2 separate regions of the Mus musculus genome follow, and region 2 is linked to region 1. The links are chromatin loops, found by intact Hi-C in ENCODE. Cell type or tissue: heart. All regions are shown on one strand. Each heading gives the region's core, and the rest is flanking DNA. Links, peaks and the distances in the headings are about the cores only. Region 1 has its middle 23 kb from the start of Trim8. Region 2 overlaps Sufu (SUFU negative regulator of hedgehog signaling).

Region 1 (10,971 bases), core at 1,483-9,482:
TGGGCAGGCTCCCGCCCCCTCTCGCAGCCTCTCCCAGCTGTCTTTGGGGTGGGGCTGGGCAGCTGGAGAACAGCTGCAGGGCAGGGGGGGGGGGTCGGCCCTGCAACTGCCGGAAGCATCTCTACGCCTAAGAAGAAGATGGACTGAGGGCAAGAAGGGCTGGAGACAGTTGGCTCTTCCACCCCTTGTCCCAGGGTATTTGACTCCCCCAGACCCCAGATTTTTTTAATACAAAACACAAAACCTCTCCTCACTCTGAATGATACCTAGGGGCCCAGGACACCATGGGAAGGGCCATTTGAGCAACGTCAGCATTTTCCCTACACAGAGACCCCTGACCTTTCAGCTTCAGTTCTGAAGTCCTCCCAAGCCCTGTTCACACCCTCCCACTCAGAGCCTAGTCATCAAACCGGATCTCAGTCACCTTCATCTTCTCCCTATGTGGGAACCATTGGTTAGCAACTTCAGGAGGGTACCTAGCACGTGGGAGATTCCCTACCAGACCTCTGCATCCAGTAAATTCTGGGGGGGGGGGGGGAGGGTTAGCAGGAAAAGAACTGTTGAGACTCTCTCGCCTTTATCAGTAAAGGTTACCAGGAATGCAAAGTGCAAGGAGGTAGACTCCATATACCCAGGGGCTCTTGGTTACAGTCCTGGGATGGTGCTCCTGCCTTCATAGCTGGTCTGGTGGAACTTGCAGCACATGAGGATCAAGCAGGGTCAGCCAAACAGGACAAAACAATAAAGAAGGAGGGGGCTGGGTGCTGGCTCAGGCCTTTAGCCCCAGCAGGGGAGGCAGAGGCAAGCATATCTGTGAGTTCAGTTCGAGGCCAGCCCCTGATCTGCAAAGTGAGTTCCAGGATAACCAGAGCTGAAGAGAAAAACCCTGCCTCAGACAGACAGACAGACAGACAGACAGACAGACAGACAGGAGGGCCACCAGGCTAAGGAGGAGAGACCCTAAAATCCTGACACTGACTTTGGAATAGTCTTTCCCTTTTCTTTCCTTTTTTTATGCCATTTCACTCTTATTTTATTTTATTTTATTTTATTTTATTTTTGAGGCAGGGTTTCTCTGTGTAAATCTGGCTGCCCAGGAACTCTCTCTGTAGGTCAGGCTAGGCTCAAATTCAGGGCTCCTCCTGCTGGAGTGGCCCACCATACCCAGCTTTTGTTTTGTTTGAAACAAAGTCTCTGAGGCTCTGGCCTGGAATTCACTATGTGGATCAGATTGGTGAAGGTTTTCCAACCTCTGCTAACAGGTTCTGGTGCTAGGGTTGCTGGTGGATGTCATTATGCCCAACTCTTTCTCTTTTGAGAGACAGGGTCTCACTATGTACAATCCAGGCTGTCCATAAACTCACAGTATCTCTTGCCACAGCTTGCCAGATACTGACAGGACAGGTATCCATGACCTCACAGGGCTGGAGCCAGCTCCTTAAAGTTAAGAGGGTAAGCTGCCCCCTGTGCCTTCTACTCTGAACAGAAATGTCAAGGTAAAGGCCTTGAATCCAGGCTCTTTAAAGAGCCGTCGTTCTAGAATTTTTTTGGAGGCAAGGGGCAATGGGGAACACACCAGGAAGTACTGTAGAGTAGAGGCAGTTGAGGTTGAAAGGTGAGAAGGGAGGAGAGCAAGCCAGAGAGGCCTGGCCTGAGAGAGAGCAGACAGCACTCACATCTTCCTTATGTTTTTCTCTCTCTTTTCCACCTGCTCCCCAAAGCCTTCTCCTTCAGGGCAGGATGAATTCCACCACACGGAATCCTAAACACTGTAAGATCACAGCAAGATGGGTTCCAGTAGTCTTGAGGAACTCACCCTGGCAGATGGCTGGCAACCGTCTTCCATGTGGAAGACATCTATCTCTCCCACAGTGAAAATACACATCTGGTGACTGGACCCACCCAAGAAGGCCCAGGGCTGCTTCTGGCCATACAGTGGACTGTGGACTTACCTCAGAGTTCTGCACTGAGGGCCTTTGCCTATCCCCTCCACAGGAGACCAGTTTTCTTTAATTGCTGTGTGCTTAATTTCTCTCAACTGCAGCAAACTCGGCTATTTATGACTTCTCGAGTTAGATCTTCAGTAATTGGGTCTTCCTTGAAAAGGAACCCATCTGCTCTGTGCCCCGAGTTACTTTTCATTATTTACATTGAGGTAACACAGGGGTGGTATGTGGGATGATGTGTCGTTTATAGAATGGAGGTGAGGGGTGACAGGCACCATCTCACATCACATGTCAGAACTAGAATAAGGGGACAGTTTGTGAAGGGCCTTGTGTTAAGAGTGATGTGGAAACCGGGCGGTGGTGGCGCATGCCTTTAATCCCAGCACTCAGGAGGCAGAGGCAGGCAGATTTCTGAGTTCAAGGCCAGCCTGGTCTACAGAGTGAGTTCCAGGACAGCCAGGGCTACACAGAGAAACCCTGTCTCAAAAAACCAAAAAAAAAAAAAAAAAAAAGTCATGTGGATTTCTGGTCTACCTAGGGGAACAAAATGGCGGGGAGTCATGTGACATATGGATGTCCTGTTTGTCAGTTGGATGTTGGTATCAAACACTGTCCATATGCGTCCCTGCTGCAGGGCATCATACAGGAGGAGGCATGGATGCAAATGGACAGCTTGTAGCCTAATAGGGATCTACCAGTGAACCCTCCCTGCCAGCTGTGGCACTCCAGGTTTTACCCACTAAACCATATACTTAGGATCAGTCTACCAACAGTCCACATGGTCCCAGGTCCCAGTGGCTTTGGGCTTCAGACCCTTCCTTCTTTGTAGGTCAAAGGTTCATTTCCTGTGCATGCTGTTGCCTTCCTTCACAGTCTAACTGTGATTCACAGGGCTAGAGAACTGGCCCCAGGATTCAGAGCATATCGTCTCTGTGACTCTAGCTCCAGGCCAGAGACTCTGCTCATACTTATACACAAGTTAAAGAAGAAAAAGACAAAGAAAAAGCCGGTGGTAGTGGTGCACACCTTTAGTCCCAGTACTCAGGAGGCAGGAGGATCTCTGTGAGTTTGAGGCCAGTCTGGGCTACAGAGTATGTTCCAGGATAGCCAGAACTACACAGAAACCCTATCTTGAAAAAAAAAAAAAATCTAATTGTGGCTTAAATGTCAGGGTACAAACTTTAGGGCTTACATTTCCAGCTAGGATATGACTCCCTGTGAAAACATGCAATATTAGTCATCTTTGATGGTTCAGAGTCTAGCACTGTGCCATTCATTCATTCATTCATTCAGGCAGCAAATATCCACTGAGATCCTTTTGGTCTTGGGCATCACTCCAGTGTTAGAATGCCACTGAACATGACCTCTGCCCATCTTAGAGCTGATAATCTAATGAGGAAGAGGCAGATGACAACAGTAAATAAGTAATCATGGGTTAGCAGCAAATACCACCAAGGAAAATGAAAGTGAGTTAGGGGGTGGGGCTATGAGAAGGAGGGGGGTGGTCTGTAGGTTCTTATACAGGGAGCTAGGTAGGTAGGCTCTACTGAGCAGAAAACTTCAAAAATACTGGGGTGATAGTAGCACACACTTTCAATGCCAGCACTTGGGAGGAAGAGGCAGGCAGACCTCTGATTTTGAGGCCAGCCTGGTCTACAGAGCAAGTTCTAGGATAGGACAGTCAGGGCTAAGCAGAGAAAACACTGTCAAAAAGAAAGAAAGAGAGAGAGAGAGAGAGAGAGAGAGAGAGAGAGAGAGAGAGAGAGAGAGGAAGAGAGAAAGAAAGAAGGAAGGAAAGAGAAAAAGAATGAAAGGAAGGAAGAAAGAAAACTTCAAGAATGTATGCATGTGAGGGTCAAATCCGGAGCTATTTGAAGCAATAGCAAGCAGGGCGGGCGGGAGAAATGAGCTCGCAGCTTTCCGGCAGAAGTTCATTTCAGGAAGAGTCAGGGGGTGAATGTGGTTGGAAAGAGTGAGGGAGGAACAGGGTAGTGAACGATGAGGTCATCCAGACAGTGAGGGAACTTGAGGCCACTGTAAGAGTTTTGCTTCTGCTCCGGAGATACTTGCTCAATGAATAAGGGCAGGAGAACCAAGTTCCTAACCTAAGCAGTGGTAGCCCTCAGCTTCTACGCAGGCGGCGCTTAATCATGTCCCAAAGGAGAGATAAAACAGAGAGGCACAAAGGAGAGAGACGTTCACTCTTGGAGCAGGTGTGGGAGTTCTAGCGGAGGGCAAGGAGGAGAGCTCATTTAGAATGTAGGGTCCGGGCTGGTGAGATGGCTCAGTGGGTAAGAGCACCCGACTGCTCTTCTGAAGGTCAGGAGTTCAAATCCCAGCAACCACATGGTGGCTCACAACCATCCGTAAGGAGATCTGACTCTTCTGGAGTGTCTGAAGACAGCTACAGTGTAGTTACATATAATAAATAGAATGTAGGGTCCATGTGGTGATCCAGTGGCTATATAGAGACTCTGTTTGAAAAGAGAAGGAGGAAGAGGAAGAGGAAGGGAAAAGGAAGAGGAAGAGAAAAGGAAGAAGGGGGGTGAAGGAAGAGGAGGAGGAGGGGGAGGAGGAGGATTTGTTTTGAGCTTGAGAGCCCTAGAAACCTGGAAAGCAGGTTTCAGGCAGGGGACTGCCTTTTTGCACAATAGCTCTGACCTCCACAGGGAGGAGGGGCCAGAAGCAGGAGAGAATGTGGGGAGAGATAAGGAATACAAGCCACTGTGGATATGGGGGCTTAGAAAGGACCAGGGTCAAGGGTGGGAGCCTAGTTCAGGCTTCTCTTCCTGGTTTGTCAACCCTGTGCCCAGAGTCAGCAGAAAAATCTCAGCTCTAGGGAGGAGGCAGCACAGAACCCCAGGCTGCTGAGGGAGCAGGGCAGGCAGCAAGATGCCATTGTGTGCCTGCAATCAAGAGGCTTCAGAGGAAATCAAAAGCGCCAACTGGATGTGTGCGCACTGTCTTACACTCGCTCTCAAATACACTCACACATTTGAGTGCGTACAAACGCGCGCGCACACACACACACACACACACACACACACGCACTTCTGCCTCTAAATGGGTCAAGTGGAGGCTGTGGTGTGGGTTAGCCAGGGAAGGCTAGGACGTGGGGTGGGGGTGGGAAGAGCAGCCTGGGCCCTGGTACCCGCTCACTCTCCTGGCACAGGAGATGGCGGCAGCTGCAGAGTGGAGTGGGATGTGAGGATAAATATACACCTCCCATGCATATGGATAATGCCCACAGCTGCCCTGCCTGCGCAGTGTTCATTAGGACCAACTGTTTCAGGAGCAGTTCAGGCAGGCGGGAGGGTGCATGCCCATTCACGGGCTCAGGGCAGGGGGGCTGCCTGCAGCTGTGCAGGCCCCGCCTCCTGCCTGGATCAGCATATCCCAGCCGCGGAATGAATCCTGCTCCCTCCCACTCTCTCTCTGCCCAACTCACTGCCCTGCTAGTTCTTGCAGGTCTTAGGGTGGAGAGAGGCCGAGAGCGAGTCAGGATGAAATCTATCTCGGGGGCTCGGTGTATTGAGGGGAAGAGTCGGGCTGGATTAAGTCAGTCTTCTGGCTTCAGGATGGGCTACTGGTGGCAACCAAAGATGATCCCCTCTTTTCCAAAAAGCCATCTGTGGCAGGGAAACTGCTTTAGCTCTGTCATCTGGGAGCTTAAGGGAAGTCCCAGCCCATCGGACTGGAAAGCCCCAGATCAGCCACGTTCTGTGTATGGGGGCTGATGTGGGGACTGTTGTTCTTCCCTGATTCTGACCTTTTGGTGCAAGTAAGACAGGGAGGGAGGCTGGTGGGCTCTGAAGAGTGTACGGAGATGGGATGGGGAAAGCAGGCGGGGAGGAGCTAGTGACACAGATAAGCCATTCCTAAGGATGAATGTGAAGTTTGTGCCCTACACATGGATACCTGACTGAAAGAAAAGGCCAGGATATGCTAGCCAGTGTGTGAAGTCTGTCCAATGTGGGTCCGAAGGAGGAAAATGGAGACAGATGACAGGCCTCTTTGGGCTCTAGTTTTCAAGACTGCTCAGCAGGCAGAAGCTGTGGGTGTGTGGAGGGGGCGTGTCTGTCCTGCAAGCCGCTCTTTTTCCTCCCCTCCCTTCGGGAAGTCAGAGTGGACGGTCAGGACTGCTGCTCCAATGACCTAGATCAAACTTGGCCAATCTCTGGTTCAGACTGGAAGCAACAGACTTAGCCCAGAACCCGCTCCCAGCTGAGCCCAGCTGCTTTCTTTTGTTTTTAAGGGTGGGGCTGGTTCCTGTTTGGCGCCCTGTGCTGGTGGCCTTGGGAGCAGCAGCTAGGGGAAGGTCCAAAGGCCGAGTGAGGTCATCCCTGGCCCACCTTACTGTGCCTTGGAGGCCTGTCCTCCAGGTGCTCCTAGCCACTGATGGTCCTGATGGAGAGCCAGGGCTTCCAAACGAGGAGCCAGCAGGAGCCCAAGCTGCATGCGGGCTCCGGCTCCTGGGTGCTCCACACTCACTCCTTGTTGGGAGCACGTTTCCTGGGTGCTCCACGCTCCTTGTTGGAAGCACGTGGCTGTGGTGACTACTTAGCAGAATCCACTCAGCCAATCACTAGAAGAGGCAACAGTTTGTTTGGTCCCCAGCCCCCCAGCTTCAGGTACCCCAGCCAAGACTTCTGCCCACTCCTGCACCCCATTTGCTCTCTAAAATTCTGTCATTAATATTTAATTTCTTTAGCAAGGGCTTTTTGTCCCTGGAACACCGCACTTCACACTAAGGAAGGAAATTGCTCTGTAGTTCTTTGTGAAGGGGATTCCTGTGTTCTTTCTTTCAAAACAACTTTTTTTATTTTTTAATTTTTTAAAAGATTGCTGTTGTTTTATTTTTCACATATTGGTGTTTTGCCTGTATCTATGTCGGTGCACTGTGTGCACCTGGGTGCTTTGCAAGAACAGCCAGTGCTCTTACACACCAAGCCAGCCCTCCAGCCTTCTTTCTGGGCTTCTAAGATCACAGCTTTGGAAGTCAAAAAGGAACTGGGTTAGTGCCAGCGTAGAGGCAGGAGGATCTCTGTAAGTCTGAGGCCACTCTGGTCTACATAGTGGGTTTGGGCCAGCCAGAATAACATAATGTGAGCCTGTCTTTTATCGATATTACGATGATGATGGTGGTGGTGATATTTTTTGTGTGTGTAGCTGTGTAAGTGTTTCAGAACTCTCTTTGTAGACTAGGCTAGCCTTGAAATTGGAGATCTGCCAGCCTCTCTCTGCCTCTGGAATGCTGGGATTAAAGGTATGCACCACCATGCCCAGTGAGCCGGCCTTGACTCCTCTGTCTCCTTCTTGTGAGATCTTGGACAAGTAACTCAGTATCTCCAGTTAATAGTGTCCTTGCCAAGGTTAAGTAAGATTAATAAATAAGTTGTTTCTGGGGCAAAAGGATACTGACTTAACTGTTTTTTTCTCAGCTGCCCCTGATGTGTGGAGGTCTGGTTGCTGGTTACAGACTGTATTTCCACAGGTCCATGCCTGTGACTGGTTCTCAGAGTGTGCACGCACGCACGCAGGCACGCACACACACACACACACACACACACACACACCTCTATCCACCAAGCGCTGGACCAGCAGATGCTCTGCAGGGAACAGAAGCCCTTTCCCTCCTCCCTGCCCTGCTGGTGGTGGCTGCAGCATCTCTGCATTCTGCAGTGTTGGAAAAAGAAATTACAGAACAGATTGCAATTGGGGGGGGGGTGAGGGGGGCACAGAGGGCCCTAAAAATGCAGCTTGACTGAGCACTAAACTGTGTTTTTGCCTGGAGCCAATCAGGAGTCTCTGATGAGAGCCTGTTCCCACTTACAAATCTAATTGCAGGAGGTGTGGTTGGGGTGGCCCTGGGATCCTCAGAGAGAGAGGGGGGTCTGCCAGCCCCTCCGGGAAGGCTGGCGGCAGGCAGGCAGACTGCTTGTATGTTGCTTTGAGAGTCACAGAGCCACACAGGGTTAGGAATGGAGGTGGAGGCAGACGCCTTGGGAGTCTGGGAAAGTGCCAGATTATTTTTGTTATAGCTGCAGAGATTTCACATACATTACACACCGAGCATAACTACTCTCGAATCCTCCTAGTTCTCTATTTTACACACAAGAGACTGAGGCATGAAGAAGTGTCTACTACTCGCTGAGTTGGTTCTTTCCATCTAACTTTGTGTGGGCTCTGGGGACTGAACTCAGGTTTCCAGGCATGGACTCTGAGCTCCTCTCCCTGTTGTCTACATAACCCAGGCTGCTCCTGAGCCCACCCACAAGAGAGAGATCTTCCTACTTCTGCCTCTCAGATATTGGGATTGAAGTCGTGTGCTACCATAGCTGGACATTTTGTGTTGGTTTTGAAATAATTTACTATGTTACCTAGGCTAGTCTTGAGCCTGTTAGTCCCTGGGCGCTGGGATTACGGGCACATGGCCCCTGAGTGCTGGGATTACTGGCCTGTGCCACTCTGCCTGGCTGAGGATGCAAGCCCACTGCTCTTCACAAGTCCTCTTTTAGTCCTTGGTAGGAACATCAGGTTTATCAAAAGAAAAAACCAAAACAGAATGGAAGTTCAATTTTAATTTCAGATAAATAATGTTTTCCTGAGTATTATAACAAAGTCCCAAATATTGTATGGAGTACAGCTGAAGTAAAAACTAGTCTTTATTTGAAATTCAAGATGAACTGAATGTCCGGTGACACATCGGACACCTTGTGCCTTTTCTCTCCTCTCGCCTCGCCTCTGGCTTCCCTCTCCTGCCGGTTGCTCACCCTCTGTTGTGGGTAAGGAGGGACCCTAGGAGTAGATGAAGGGGTGAGCAAGACCATAGCCCTCTAAGCCTGTCACCTTTCATGAGTGTCCCCATTAGACTTCTGAGTTTTTGAGATGGGGTTTCAAGTAGCCCAGGCTGCCCTTCCAAAGGCTAGCATTTTCTCTGGGCAGCTTCCAGCAAGAGGACTCAGTAGTAGGCAGTAGGTGACTGCAAGTGTCCCTGGCAGCCCTAATGTTCTTGACGGCTCCCTCCTTTTTGCCATCCATGGGGCTGAACCTATGCAAAGGAAGGAAAGAGATGTGCAACTGTGCTTTTGTGATGAGAGGACCTGAGGCCCTGGGGACTGGGAGTCCGGGAAGAGCAGGCAGTGCTAGCCTAGGGGACAACTGGTGCAGAGGGCTGTGGGAGGCAGCTGCTGAACAGGCAGGAGGTGAGGGCTGGGACTGAAGTGGGCTGTGGTACTGTTTCTTTGTTTTTTGTTTTTTTTTTTTTTTTTTTTTTTTCCTTTAGAGACAGCAGGGGACCTAGGTTTCTGGCTCCACCAATCCTTACAGGAGCTGTGATGCTGGCAAATTCCTTAGCTGAGGCAAAGGCCTCTCTGTTTCTTCCACTGCAAAGTGGGCTTAGTGCTGCCTAGTTACGCAGGAGGTGCATGGGGCTAGGGGTAAGGTGAGGCGGGTGGCTGCTGCTGCTGCAGCAATGGCGGTGGTGGTGGTTTTCATATCACCTGGTGGTGGTGTTTTTTTTCTGAAAACAGCCCTCCCTTGAGGAAACCTAACCTCCAAAAGGGCAAAGCTGCTTAGGCCCTCTTGGAGTTCCAGCAGAGATCACAATCCACTCCAAGACCGCCTTCGTTGCAGCTACATTTTATTTGTTGCGTTTTTTTGACAGACGTCTAAATTATACATTGAGCTTTCCACGTGACCAAACACCGCGTCCCTTCCTTTGATTATCATTTTCAAAAGGGACTAAAAAAAAAAAAAAAAAAGAACCTTCCGATGGATCACACCGAACCCCGAAACCACATGGAGAGCAGAGCTAAAAATAAAGGAAGAAGCATCCCGAAAAGGAGAGGGAGGGGGGAATCAAAGCGCACTGTGGAAGGGAATGGAGACACTGGGCCTGGTGAGGGTGACATGGTGTCACTCTCTCCAGGCCCAGGCCGGATAAGGAGCGGCCAACAGTGAGGGTGGGGCACGGACTGGCATAAAAATAGCCACCACTTTAGTCCGGAGGGGAATAAAGAAATCGTCAGAGACAGGGGACAGAGGGAGGGAGGGAAGTGTGGGGGAGGGCTTCGGTAAGACTGTCCTTCTGCAGCATCTCAGGCTGTGGACTTTTCTACCGGGCAGAGCGAACCACCGGCATAATCGCTGACTTTCAGCTGTGCACCGACATGTTCCCCAGCTCAGCCCCACATCAATGACACCCTTGTTTCCATAGTAACCAAGGGAGAGCGAAGGGGAAAGGGTGTATTGCACTGGGCGAAGGGAATCCAGCCAAAAGGAGCCACACAGGGAGGGTGAGAGCAGGGCTCGGTTTTTCCCACAACTGCTTGGAGTATACACTGTGGACTTTGCCTGCCCTCTGGCCTCGGCCCTCGCCCCCTGAACATTCAGAAGCAATGGTGCGCAGAGCAAAAGTCTTACCAGGGCTCACTGGGATGGGGGGGGAGGCACAGGGGCGGAGCATGCCCTTTCTAGCTTCAGACTCTGTTCTCTGGCCATGGCCACAGGGGGCAGGGGTGGCACGGCAGAAGGAAACGGGACTTTACAAGCATTCTGGTTTTACAAATGGGAGCTTTCAAACTGCAGTTTTCAGGCTCCATTCATTTATCCCCGGAGCCCCCGGAGGGTTCAACAGGGCTCACAGGGAAGATAAAAGCCTGTGACAACCACAGTTGTCTCTGGTGTCTCTAGCTGGGAAGCAAATGCGGACATTTACAGAGACAGCGATCAGAGCAGGGCAAGTCGCTCTGCCTATGAGCTGGAGCCGGGGGGTGGGGGTATGGGTGGGGGTCGGGGCTGTTTAGAACAGTTCCTTTAGTTGGTGGTAAGAGACCAAAAATGCATTACAACTCAAGCTCTTCCAAAGTCAGAGAGAGTCCCCTGGTGCAGCATTCCAAAACTGGACTTCAAAGCAGGCTTCCAGCCCCCCAGACAACATCCTGAAGCATATTTGTAAGGAAAAGCAAGTCTCAAGGGCCAAAGCTACATCTGGTGGCCTGAGATGGGGCATTTCCGATGCTTT
Region 2 (10,971 bases), core at 1,762-9,761, 68 kb before region 1:
CGGACACCCTTTGGGGTAGTGACTTTCCTCCAGGTGAGGTGCCATCAGAGGTCTCAGACAGTTTATCCTTGTGGGAAAAGTCCAGAACAGAGGGGAACGTGGAGGGGGAGAATAAAGGGCAGGAGACTCCCCTTGGTCTTCTTTTCCCTGTGGTGGGCTATCTGATTTCACACTGCAGGGCCAGAGGCAGGACAGACTTCCCAGCTGAAAGCCAGCTCCAGGCTTAAGTCCTATTTCCCCAGTGGGCGACTCTCCCCAGCTGCAGCTCATGCTTGCAGTTCTAACGAGGTCAAGGTGAAGAAGGTTAAGCTGGTGTCCTCAAGATTTACACAAAAGTGTCGCTATTGTGGGAACAGCTACCTGACCACCCCTGGCCTTAGGGACGACTTCCCCTGACTTAAGGCATAATCTGCCTGTTGTTTCTTCTGTAGCCAAGAGCTAGGTAGGCTCTGTGCCTGTCTGTGCACTCAGGAACCCCTTAGCTAGGCAAGCACCTCCTAAGGGAGCCATTACATTTTGGGGACACCAGCCTTGAAACAGACCCTACCTATGTGTCCCCTACTTAAGACACCCCTGAAAAAGCACAGATAGTTGGAGGGATGGACATTAAACCACAGTGGCTTCTTATCCTGGGCCACAGATTGTTGGTGTCTGCACTGAGGAGTTACATTCAGCCCAACAGTGGAACGGGCAGGGCATCCTGGAACTACTACGGACAGTGCCCATGTGAGTACATGTCCCCATAAGGTGGAGGCCTGGACCCTGGGTCTTCAGGGTGGCTGTCCTCCCTCCATCCCACCTGTAGAGTTCTTGCTTTGCTGTTTGGGGCACTCAGTTCTCTGTGGTCCCCGACCACTAACATTTCCCTTTATGATCTGGGCCTGGGACAGCAAAGGCTATGTCTGCCGATCAATGCAGGCCCCCAGTTACCACCGTCTCTCCTTGTCCACAGTGCTGGCGGTCCCTGGCTGATAACTGACATGCGGCGGGGAGAAACCATATTTGAGATCGATCCGCACCTGCAAGTATGTCTTGAGTGAGGAAAACCTTGCTAGCACACTCTTCCAAATACCACTGGCTTTCATCCTGACAGAGCGGAGGAGCTCTGTGTGTGAGCCAGTAGGATAAGGCATGGTCTGTCGCCTGAATTCTACAGCTCACATAGGAAAACAGAGATTTCAGCCCAGAAAAGCAAGCCTGACACATATATGTGTGCATTTAAAAAGAATGGACTTTATTATATGTAAGTTACATATCAACTTAAAGTTAGATCACCACCAACAAAGAAAGGTAATCATAAGGAATATTGCTTCTTTCCCTACTCCTCCATTTTACCACATTTTCAGGGAGCTGCCCTCCCCTGTATCAGACAGCAGCACAGGCTATGCTGACCCCACAGCCCATTGCAGGATGCTGATTGGTCTAATGATCCTGTCATTCTTCCTAACTCACTCCCCAGCCCTGCCCAGGTAGGTTGGCACTCTCTGATGTGTGGAAGAGTCGTTAGACCCTGCCAGTCTGCAGCTGACACTACTGTGACTGCTTGGGACAGTGTCAGTGTCACTTTGTGGTTTAGAATAGATGGTTGCTTGGCACACAGCTGCATTCTGGAAGCCCCGGAGCATTGCTGCATTTCTTGCACACCATGCAGGGGTAGAAGCACCAGAGCCCAGCTCCTTCTGCTCACCTCGCAGCAGAGGCAGGCCATGGACATCTCTGAACTTGACATGTTTCTGTAAGGCTCCCATGGGCCTGTAAGGCAGGCCATGGCAGCGACTAGGCACTTCAAATTGTACAGTGGCGTGTAGTTTGCAGACCTATGGGGTCTTTGCTACCAACCTGTGAGTTCTGGGGCACACAGCCTCTTCCTTTACACATGAGGCTCCTCCACTTTCTGGGTACCTTTAACCCTGAAATGGTCTCGATGATGCCAGGGGTATCTCTGCTTCGAACCTGCTTTCTGTGTGGCTTCTGCTTATGTAAGAACCATGGAGGCTTCATCCCCTAAGCCTTGTTCTGCAGCCATGCTGGGACACAGCATGGGGCTCTGTAGGCTCTTGTTTATCTCCTATACTCAGAAAAAAACTTGGTCCCCTGAATTAGTAGAGCAAGCAGACCCTTCCCCTGAGGGTCTCAGGGCAGCTGCTGGCAAGAAAACTCAGGTTCTCCCCAAGCAGCTCCAGCCCCTCTCCTCTGCTCTGCCGGAAACAGCTAGAGCTGTGTCCTGCCTGCTGCCTGCCTGCCTCATCCAGGCAGCAAAAGCAGCAGAAGAGAGAAGAACGGGTGGCTTATGGATAGGAGACCATCTGTGACCAAGGCATAGAACAATGCCCTTGTCTAGGAGCCCTGGAGAGGGACAGACTGGCACAGGGACATGGGGGCTCTGAGGAGTTTTTCACAGGAGGCTTATTTGGCCTGTATGGCTGTTTATGGACAAGGTTGCTAGCGTCTTCCAGATGACCTTTGAGCCAAAGCCCAGCACCACAGAATTAAGTTTTACCAGAAAATCCAGCGATGTTTTGAGTACAACTCTTCCTTGAGGCCATTTGGAGAAAGTTTAGACTGAAGCGTGCCAATGTCTACACAAAGGCAAGGCCTCTGGGGAAGTGTGCACCCGTCACTGCCCTTCAGACCCCGATTGCAGCCTAGGAAATGGAAACGAACCCCATCCAGAGCCCTCTGCCAAAGTTAGCTGGCATAGAGGCACAGGGAGCACTTCTGCTCTGGGGCGATGGCCCCCTCTAGCTGTTATAATGAAGAACTGCAGGTATGGGTTCCCAAGTCAGGGCGGGCTTCTACCCTAACTCCTGTAGGGGGTGAGGTGGGGTATGTATGATCATTGTTGGAGGATCAGGAAGAGGGGAAGCCTTCCACCTTTCCTTAGAGAAATAGGTCTTGTCTCCTCCATCAGCTCTGAGGGCCACAGCTGTCGGGGCTGAAAGATGCACAAAGGCCTTTGTGCTGGATGTTGGTGGGAAGGAAGTGTCCAAGGCTCATTCCTGCTGCCTCCCCTAACCCTGTTCCCAGAGGAGTCCAGGGGCTGGCAGGGGCCGTTATGCTTGTAACAGAACAAGGTCAATGAGACCCTGATCTCATAGCAGCTGTCCATGCTCAGCACCTACAAGGGCTAATACTGGAAGTGGAGTGGCTGGGCCAGGGTCAGTAACCTTGGGGCACATGAGTTCACTGAAGGCACTCTGACTCTTTGGTTCTTTTCAAGCAGGAGAGAGTTGACAAAGGCATTGAGACAGACGGTTCTAACCTGAGCGGCGTCAGTGCCAAGTGTGCCTGGGATGACCTCAGCCGGCCTCCGGAGGATGAAGAGGATAGCCGGAGCATCTGCCTCGGCACACAGCCTCGGAGGCTGTCTGGCAAAGGTTGAGACCTTCCCTTGCCTTGCTCCCTTCCTTCCAGGTTCCCCAGGACAAGTCTCTAACTAAATAGCAGCCCACTCTGATTATTTTCTGACAAATGAATTTTTCCAATGTGGGTGAACTATATATGAGCATTATTGGCCTGTTTGTAGCTATTTCCTGTGTGCATTTCAAACACACTAGTATACTCTGTGTGTACACTCTGCCCCTTGGAATCTGACCTCATGTATGTGAGTATGAACCATGGAATAGTTAACAGAAAATGTACACAGTCCACCCAAAGACACTACAGCGTATGTTCACCACCACAGAACTGACACAGACCCCAGCTCTGGCCTGAAGGCCATGCCAAGCCTGAGAACCTCTCTCCTTGAACCTTCCTGGGCTTTTAATGAGAGGGAGCGAGTGTGAAGCCCGACACTGGCCTCCTCTGCAGTCCCAGAGTCTGTGGCAAGTTAGCTCCCTCTGCCTCTGCCTTCTGGGTAAGCTCTCGGAGGAGGAGGAGGATGTGGCGTCCTGTTGGATGCTCCCATGCTGCTCTTGGCTCCAGAAGGACTTGTGGGGTTTTTTTTGTTTTGTTTAGTTTTGTTTTGCTAAGGCTGTCCCTGGCTAATGCCAAAGGAAAAGTGGCCATTTATATACATGTATGTTTAAGGCTTTCTGTCTCCTTCCTTTCTCAGTTCTTCTTTTTCATTTATCAAAGAATAAAATGCCTTTGGCCTTGAATAAAATACCTGACTTGGTTTACTTTGGAGACAGGGTCTCATGTAGCCTAGGCTGACCTCTAACTTTCTGTGAAGCTAAGGATGACCTTGAATTCCTGAGCTGCCTCCTCCTCCTCCTCCGCAACTTCAACTTCTAGTGCAAACATCTGAGCCCTTTTCTTTTCCTGTGTCAGGGGCTCACGTCCAGTTGCTTCTGACAGAGGAATGCCGTAGAGAGGCTGGCAGTCATGTCTATAGCTGCAGTCATCGCTGCTCTTTTACTTCTTGTTTACCTCGCAGACAGGCTCTCTTGCTCTCTGCAGCGTAAGCTGGCTTCTCATTTCCTGCCTCACACGCTCATGTGCTGGGATTACACACATGTACCACCATGCCCAGCATTGTTTGTTTTTTAATTATTGTAAAATGATTCACTGTACAGTACCAAGTCACACCGCAAAGTTGCTGGTCGTGCCTTCTCCACTAGTACTGCCGGCCCATCCATCTCTCCTTTTCTCCTTTCTTCCTTTATTGTGTGTAGCCCACCCAAGCTGATCTCAAGCTTGTTGAACTCGTATTTCAGCCGCCACTGCTGAGTGAGTGCTGGGCCTGCTGACGTGTGACCATGCCCTGCCTCTCACCAGTGCTGCCACCACTGTTCTAGGCTCTCTCAGGCTGGGAGCCCAGAGGGCCTTCCGGCAACTTTGTGATTTCATTGCAGACACAGAGCAGATCCGGGAGACCCTGAGGCGGGGACTGGAGATTAACAGCAAACCTGTCCTTCCACCAATCAATTCTCAGCGACAGAACGGCCTCACCCACGACAGGGCTCCGTAAGTGTCTGTGTTCTGGGGCTAGGACAAAAGGACGGTGTTTTTCTCGAGGGGCCATCCCTGAGGATTGCATGAGGGGAAGAGTGTACATGGTTCTTGTTGAATGGACCCCGAGTCTGTAGGTTTAAAGGCAGCCCTGATCCAGGCAGGGCACACGGATCTGTGGACTGTAGCAAAGGACCTCAAAGGGGACTCTGCAGACCATGAGTACAAACAGCAGTAAATATTTACATGGGCTGTGTGAACAGAAGAGAGTCCAGGTTGGGACAGAAATCTGACTGAGGGCCTGTGAGCCTTGTGGGAGCCCATTGTGCTAAGCCAGTCCCCTCCTTATCTCACTCTGGGTCAGAGTTGCCCTTCCTTCCTTCCTGGAGCCTGGGCTCTGGCTGATAGCTACAACCCCAGGGACCTCCTTGTCTGGCTAGCCCTGAGTTGCATGCCTGCTGCTGAGGCCCTTCTTCCTGCCTGCCTTTCCTGGGGCCCAGAGAGGGGAAGGCAAGTCCTTTGCAGGCCTCTGCTGCCTGTCTAAGGGTCCTGTAGTCCTTAGGAGAAACCAGCCAACCCCGGAGGTCAGACCTGTCCTCCTCCCACCTCCTCCTTTGTTAGAAGGGAAGTGGTGGGCTGGGAACTCCCTTCTTGCACAGTATAATGGCCTAGGGTGCTGGCCACTCAGAGCTGGGACCTCGCCTGCCTGGGTGGAAATTGCTCGGGCTAGGGTGGAAAAGGAGTTGGACTAATCCTACAAGACTAGGGTGATCCACCTACCCTCTACGAAGTCTGTGTGGCAACCTCAAGCCCTGGGGCCATTTGGGATGCACAGGGCCTTCCTTTGGGGGAAACAATAAACCAGTCATGGTATGTGCAATCTGACTGCATATACAGTTTGTTGAAAAATGACCATGGGTTTGGAATCAGGCTGCGGTTGCTGATTCATGATCCTGGAAAGATCAGTGATGCAGCGCACGATGGCAAACACAGTATGTGGAATAGGCAGCATGTGTGGAGAGAGAGGACCCGGACTGTGTGGCGAGGCCTGCAGCTAGCGTGGGAAGCTGCTACAGGGACTTGGGAGCAGAGGCCTGGCTGGTCAGCATTGAGGATGCGCCCTGGGAGCTGCTTAGGGTACCCACAGGGTTACTCTGGGCTTGCTTCCGGCCACTGTTGTTTGCCTGGTGTACCTGCCATCCAGAGGCAGGAAAACCTGAGCTCTCTAACAGCGTGGGGAGGCCTCCAGTGCTACCCAGCGCCTTTAGCTGCAGCCAATGACTTTCTTAAGTTGCTTGGATTTTGCTCTGGCAGTAGCAGATAGCCAAGCTGTGTCATGGGGCATCTGGAAGCTTTCCACCTGCAGCCTGGACCCTGACCCAGAGCTGTGCTCCTCCCTAGGCCCCAAGTATGAATTCTTATACCGACTTCCTTGGCACTGGTGGTAGGCCAGTAATGGGCTTGTAGCCTCCAGTAGTTCTCATGGAATGTGGAGCCAGTCACCTTCCAAATGGCCCTCCCACCTCTCAAAGAAGGCCAGGGCTTCTGACAGAGAGCTTTCGGGGAGCCCCTTGTTGGCCTTCTTTGACCTGAGACATGCCTGATATCTCATTCTCTGTCTTGTTTATGTGTCTGACTATTGTGTCCCTAGACACTGCATGGGGCACAGGCTGGACTCTCAGTTCCTGTAGACACCACAACTGGGCAGTAAGGAAGTGGTGGGCTGGGCACTTGGCAGAAGACTGTCCCCTTTGTCCCCACTCTTTGCTCTGCATTGGCTGGTATAAAGACATGAGTGAGAATAGGTCTGGAGTCATCTGCTCTCCCTGCAGCTCAAGGTCCCCAAGGAGCTGAAATCTGACATCCGGAGGGGTGACAATGTCTCCCTCTGAGGTTCTTGGTCCTGTTTGCCAACTTAACAAGCAGCTGAGCAGTGGTTTCTCCTCCTCACTCCCCGGCTAGGACCACCCCAGCGTGCTCTCAGAGCTCCCAGAGTCTCGCTCTCTGTTGTCTCCAACTCAACAACGGTCAGCTCAGTTGAGATTAGCAAGCACCATTGTAATATCTGTGCTGCCCACCCTGGGACCTGACCTCGTTTCAGACACACCATAAAGATGGTGACAGAGAAAGCCAGTCCCAAATGTGCTGGCACCGCTGTTTGCCCTTCTCCCCCTGGGAAGCTGCCGTCACAGCATGGGCCCTATTTGGTCTGCCTGGCCAGTTTTCCTTTCGTCAGGACTTTGGGCTAGGCAGTCTGATGCATAGGTCTTTGTGGGTCTGGATCTGACCTAAGGTCTCAGAGATGGATTGGTTTAGAACAGCTGATCTGGCTGAGCATCAGCCGCTGGGTCCTGGCCTACTTGGGGAATTGGCTACTTGCTAATTTCATATATCCATAGCAGCCAAAAGTTTATACCAGTATTAATTTAATTCATCCTCGAAGCCACTGTAAGAAGTAGATGCTATTATGTATTTTCCTTTTTACAGAAGAAAAAGGTGAGGCCAGGGAGCTGATAAGTAGCTTAGGGCACACTCAACAAGTGTGGTCCTCCTTGCCCTGTGCTCAGGGACCGTGAGGTGAGGACCATGCGGGCTGTGCCTCTGAGATAATAATGATCTCACCAGAGGAACTCAGGTAACTAACTGGTTGTAGCATGAATAGGGACAAGCTCTCACATGGCACCGAGGACAAGCTAGGTCCATGTTAGCAGATTGCCAGGCTTATTTCACTGTAAGAAAGACCTCTCATTAGCCCCGATGATTCTAGAAATAATGAGCTGTGTCATAACTGGCTCATTTATAGAATTACTTTTAGACACAGGCCTCATTTTCTTCTTCAGAAACAAACCCTATCTCTGGCTCATCTCCCACCTCAGGACCAGGGGATTTCTTTCTTTCCGGAGCCCTATTTCCTGCTTCCCAGAAAGGCAGCCCCTCTGGTAACCTGTTCTGCTCGATCCACTGTTGCCAGCCTTCTTCCCACTGCCTTCCTGGAAGGCAAGTCCTGGGCCCTCTTTGGGGCGTCTTCAGCATTTCACAACCCTTGCATTCCAGCCATGAAATTTGTATCTGCCTTTTCCCAAGATGATCAGTTGAGAAAAGCCTCCTTCGGCTTGCTGGCGCCTCCCTTCCCACTGCCTGCTCGGGTGAGTTTGGGAAGCAGCCCTTTGTGCCACATGAGGACAGCCTGGTCCAGAGCTGTTCCTGCCAACACTTGTTGGGATCCAGGGTGGGAGTCATGGGACATCCTGTCTGTCTGAGGTCCCTGGTCAGCCAGAGGCTGATATTAGCTTTCCTGCCTCTCCATGGGCATGGTGACAGGCGAGCCTGTGTGGTCAGGTGTGTGCAGGGGAAGGTCTGTTTCTGTAAGCTGCTCCTCTAGCATCCTGTCCCTGTCCTCACTTAGCCAGTGACTCACTGAAGAGGAGAGTTCCATAAGCAACTCTGGGTCTTACATCTTCCCAAAGAGGGGCAGGCATCATGTGTGTGTACATGTGCGTTAGAGAGAAGGCTCTTGAGGAGTCAGAAGGCCTTTCAAAAGCAAGCAAGCTTAGTATCACTGCTTAGCCAGGCCTCTTATTTGTCTAAAATAGCACCCGAAGTGTGTCAGGATGCTCCCCCCACCCCTTAATTTCCTGAAGAATGAATTCTCCTGTTGTGATATTACCTCTGTAAGATTTCCACATAACACACACACACACTCACTCGTCCCTCCCTCCCTTCCTTCTTTCTATTTATTATTTATTTATTTATTCTTACTTATTTATTTCTGTTTAAGATGGAAGTCTTACTCTGTAGCCCAGACTGGTCGGGAACTTACAGGTAGCCAATAGCACAGGCTGGCCTAAACTCAGGGCCGTGCTCCTTCCTTGGCCTTCCGAATAGTGGGGTTGCAGGTAAGAGCCACACACACAGACCTGCTCCTCTCTTTACCTCTGTGCAGGCCTCTGCCCCCGTCTTTGGATGGGGTGACTTTGCTGCCCCTCACTCCCATCTCATCCTGGCCGGCCGGCCGGGGAGTTGTTCTTTAGCTGTTTGTTTTGTTCAGCCTATGGTGTCCATGAAGTGTAATTAGAAGAAGCTCTCTGGTTTCATCCACTCTGCCAGTGGGTTTGGGTGAAGGAGGTGAGTTTCCCCCTAGGAAGGCAGCTGGTTGCTGTGGTGCCACTTTGTACGTAGGACAGATTAGGATGTGACCCCGCTGTCGGTCGGGGTTATGTGTTAGGGCAGCAGACAGCCTGGAGCCTCTCTGTCACGGTGGCTTCACTCGCAGTTCTGATACTGGCACAGTACAGTCGCTTGCTCTGGAAAGCCCAGAGAGAACCCTGCTTCAGGGCTACAGTGGAGAGGCCAGGGCCTCGTCTCCACTGCTCCTGGAACACGGGCTTTGTTTTGGCTCCTTCACTGTGAACCTAGCTGTCGTGCTAAAGGTCTGTATGGCCGTGCTCAGAGCCACGTCTGAAAGGACAAAGCTGACGTGGCTCAACATATGTTTTGACTCTGGTCTTTGCGCCACTTCTGCAAAGAGACCAAGCAGTGGCCATCGTTCAAGGTTCCTGGCTGGCGCTTTGAGTCTAGGTGCAAACACTGCATCCCCTTCACCACGTTGCACAATCGGGAATATTTTTATCATCTATCCTTGATCTTCGGTGTCACCCAACACTTCAGCAGTGAGTCATTTCTGCAGGGAAGGGAAAGGGAAGGTTCAAAGGTGACAGCTGAAGAAAGGAAATGACTCAGTGTCTCAGAGAAAGGAAAGCTTGGGGCAGAGTGGGCTCTCACCCGAGACTACAGGGGTCCTGGCCTTACCCCCAAGCCAGAGGAGCCAGGTGAGATGGAGTGGCCAGAGGATCTTCCGAAGCTCAGCACCTCTGTTACGATCTTGTTCCGCCTGCCTTTGTCCTTTCAGCTTCGTGTGGTGTGTGTGTATGTGTGTGTGTGTGTGTGTGTGTGTGTGTGTGTGTGTACGTGTGGGTGCACGTGTGTGCATGTGTGATGTTTGTGTGAAGCAACATTGCCCCTCATCAGTACTGTCAGTGAGACACGGCCCTGTGCTTCCCTCTCCCTCACACCCTTTCCCAGGCCTGACCTGAGGAGAGGCCTACAAGTGGCTCTTTCTCTGGAAAGTTCAGAGCTTCTGTCAGCAATCAGAAAGCAATGGGAATAATCTCCCAGGCAAAAAGCCAAAGCCAGAGGTGGCACTGGGGCTTTGCCAGGCCACTGTACTTCACTTCTGATTTGTCACCAAGCCCAGTGTCCTGCTTCCAGGTGTCCCCAAGGAGAAGGTCTCAAGTCATGTGGCCAGTGTAGACGTCATGAGTATCACAGGATGAGGACTGTGGCTAGCAGGAATTTCAGCTGCTTGGTTCTTCCTCCCACCCCTGTTGCCATGGATAGAGGCAGAGAGCGCTGCTTCAGTGAGTGTGGAGAAGTAAGACCTTTCCAGAGGGGAGAGAACTATAGATTAGGTTCTGCCAGTCTGCTGTGAAGGCAGGGTGACTGGAGCATGTGCCATACACCACCTAGGACTGCAAATCAGGAGGCTTGTCTTTCCACTGGAAGGTGTGCTAGGCTATGTGGAAAGTCACCTTATACAGTGAGAAGGGTAAATATAGATCGTGTTATACAGACGGTGGTAACAACAAAGAGGAGGATTAGGTCCACTTCTGAATTGTCATGGTAGTCACTCCTTGATCTTTTGGCAAAGATCAAGTATAACCATTCTACATACCTGCCCTCTGTGCTCTGAACACAGGCAGGACCCTAGGCTGGAGAGTTCTTGAGGCTGAGTAGGTATTATATATCACCTATGGGGCAGGGGATTGCTGTTTCCCCCCACTTCACGCAGTAGAGTGCCGTTGCCCCGATTCTATTAGTATAGAGTCAAGCCAGGGCATGGTAGTACAAGCCTCTAATCCCAGAACGTGAGAGCAGAGGCAGGCAGAGTGCTGCAAGTTTAAGAAAGCCTGGTCTACATAGGGAGTTTCAGGCCAACCAGGGCTACATAGACACTGTCAAACTCCATGAAATCGGCCCCTGCAGAATCAAGGCACTAGGAATAAGCACCAGTCAGTGTTT

Evidence for each region. Hi-C counts contacts between places; a loop is a spot of excess contacts. Peaks named below come from ENCODE experiments on the same cell type or tissue, not always from the same donor. Only the 100,000 strongest peaks of a DNase experiment are listed, where the experiment ranks them.
Region 2: a loop joins it to region 1, with 3 times the contacts of the local background. A loop is called at or near these places in 2 of 42 quality-filtered maps.

What each region holds. Positions count from the first base shown.
Region 1 is chr19:46,518,689-46,529,659 of GRCm38, forward strand. No RefSeq gene overlaps it. Among named protein-coding and RNA genes, the nearest start is that of Trim8, 23 kb to the left of the region's middle. In heart, for the core only: a CTCF peak has its summit at 6,239; DNase peaks (open chromatin) are centred at 4,003, 5,333, 5,653, 6,083 and 1 weaker place; H3K4me3 peaks cover 2,576 bases; H3K27ac peaks cover 6,644 bases.
Region 2 is chr19:46,449,939-46,460,909 of GRCm38, forward strand. It overlaps Sufu (SUFU negative regulator of hedgehog signaling), which reads left to right. Exons shown (of 12, transcript NM_001025391.2): 4 at 1-33; 5 at 641-726; 6 at 953-1,025; 7 at 3,224-3,377; 8 at 4,797-4,908. Among named protein-coding and RNA genes, the nearest start is that of Trim8, 46 kb to the right of the region's middle. In heart, for the core only: a CTCF peak has its summit at 2,749; DNase peaks (open chromatin) are centred at 2,683, 5,323, 8,143, 9,174 and 2 weaker places; H3K4me3 peaks cover 2,339 bases; H3K27ac peaks cover 7,588 bases.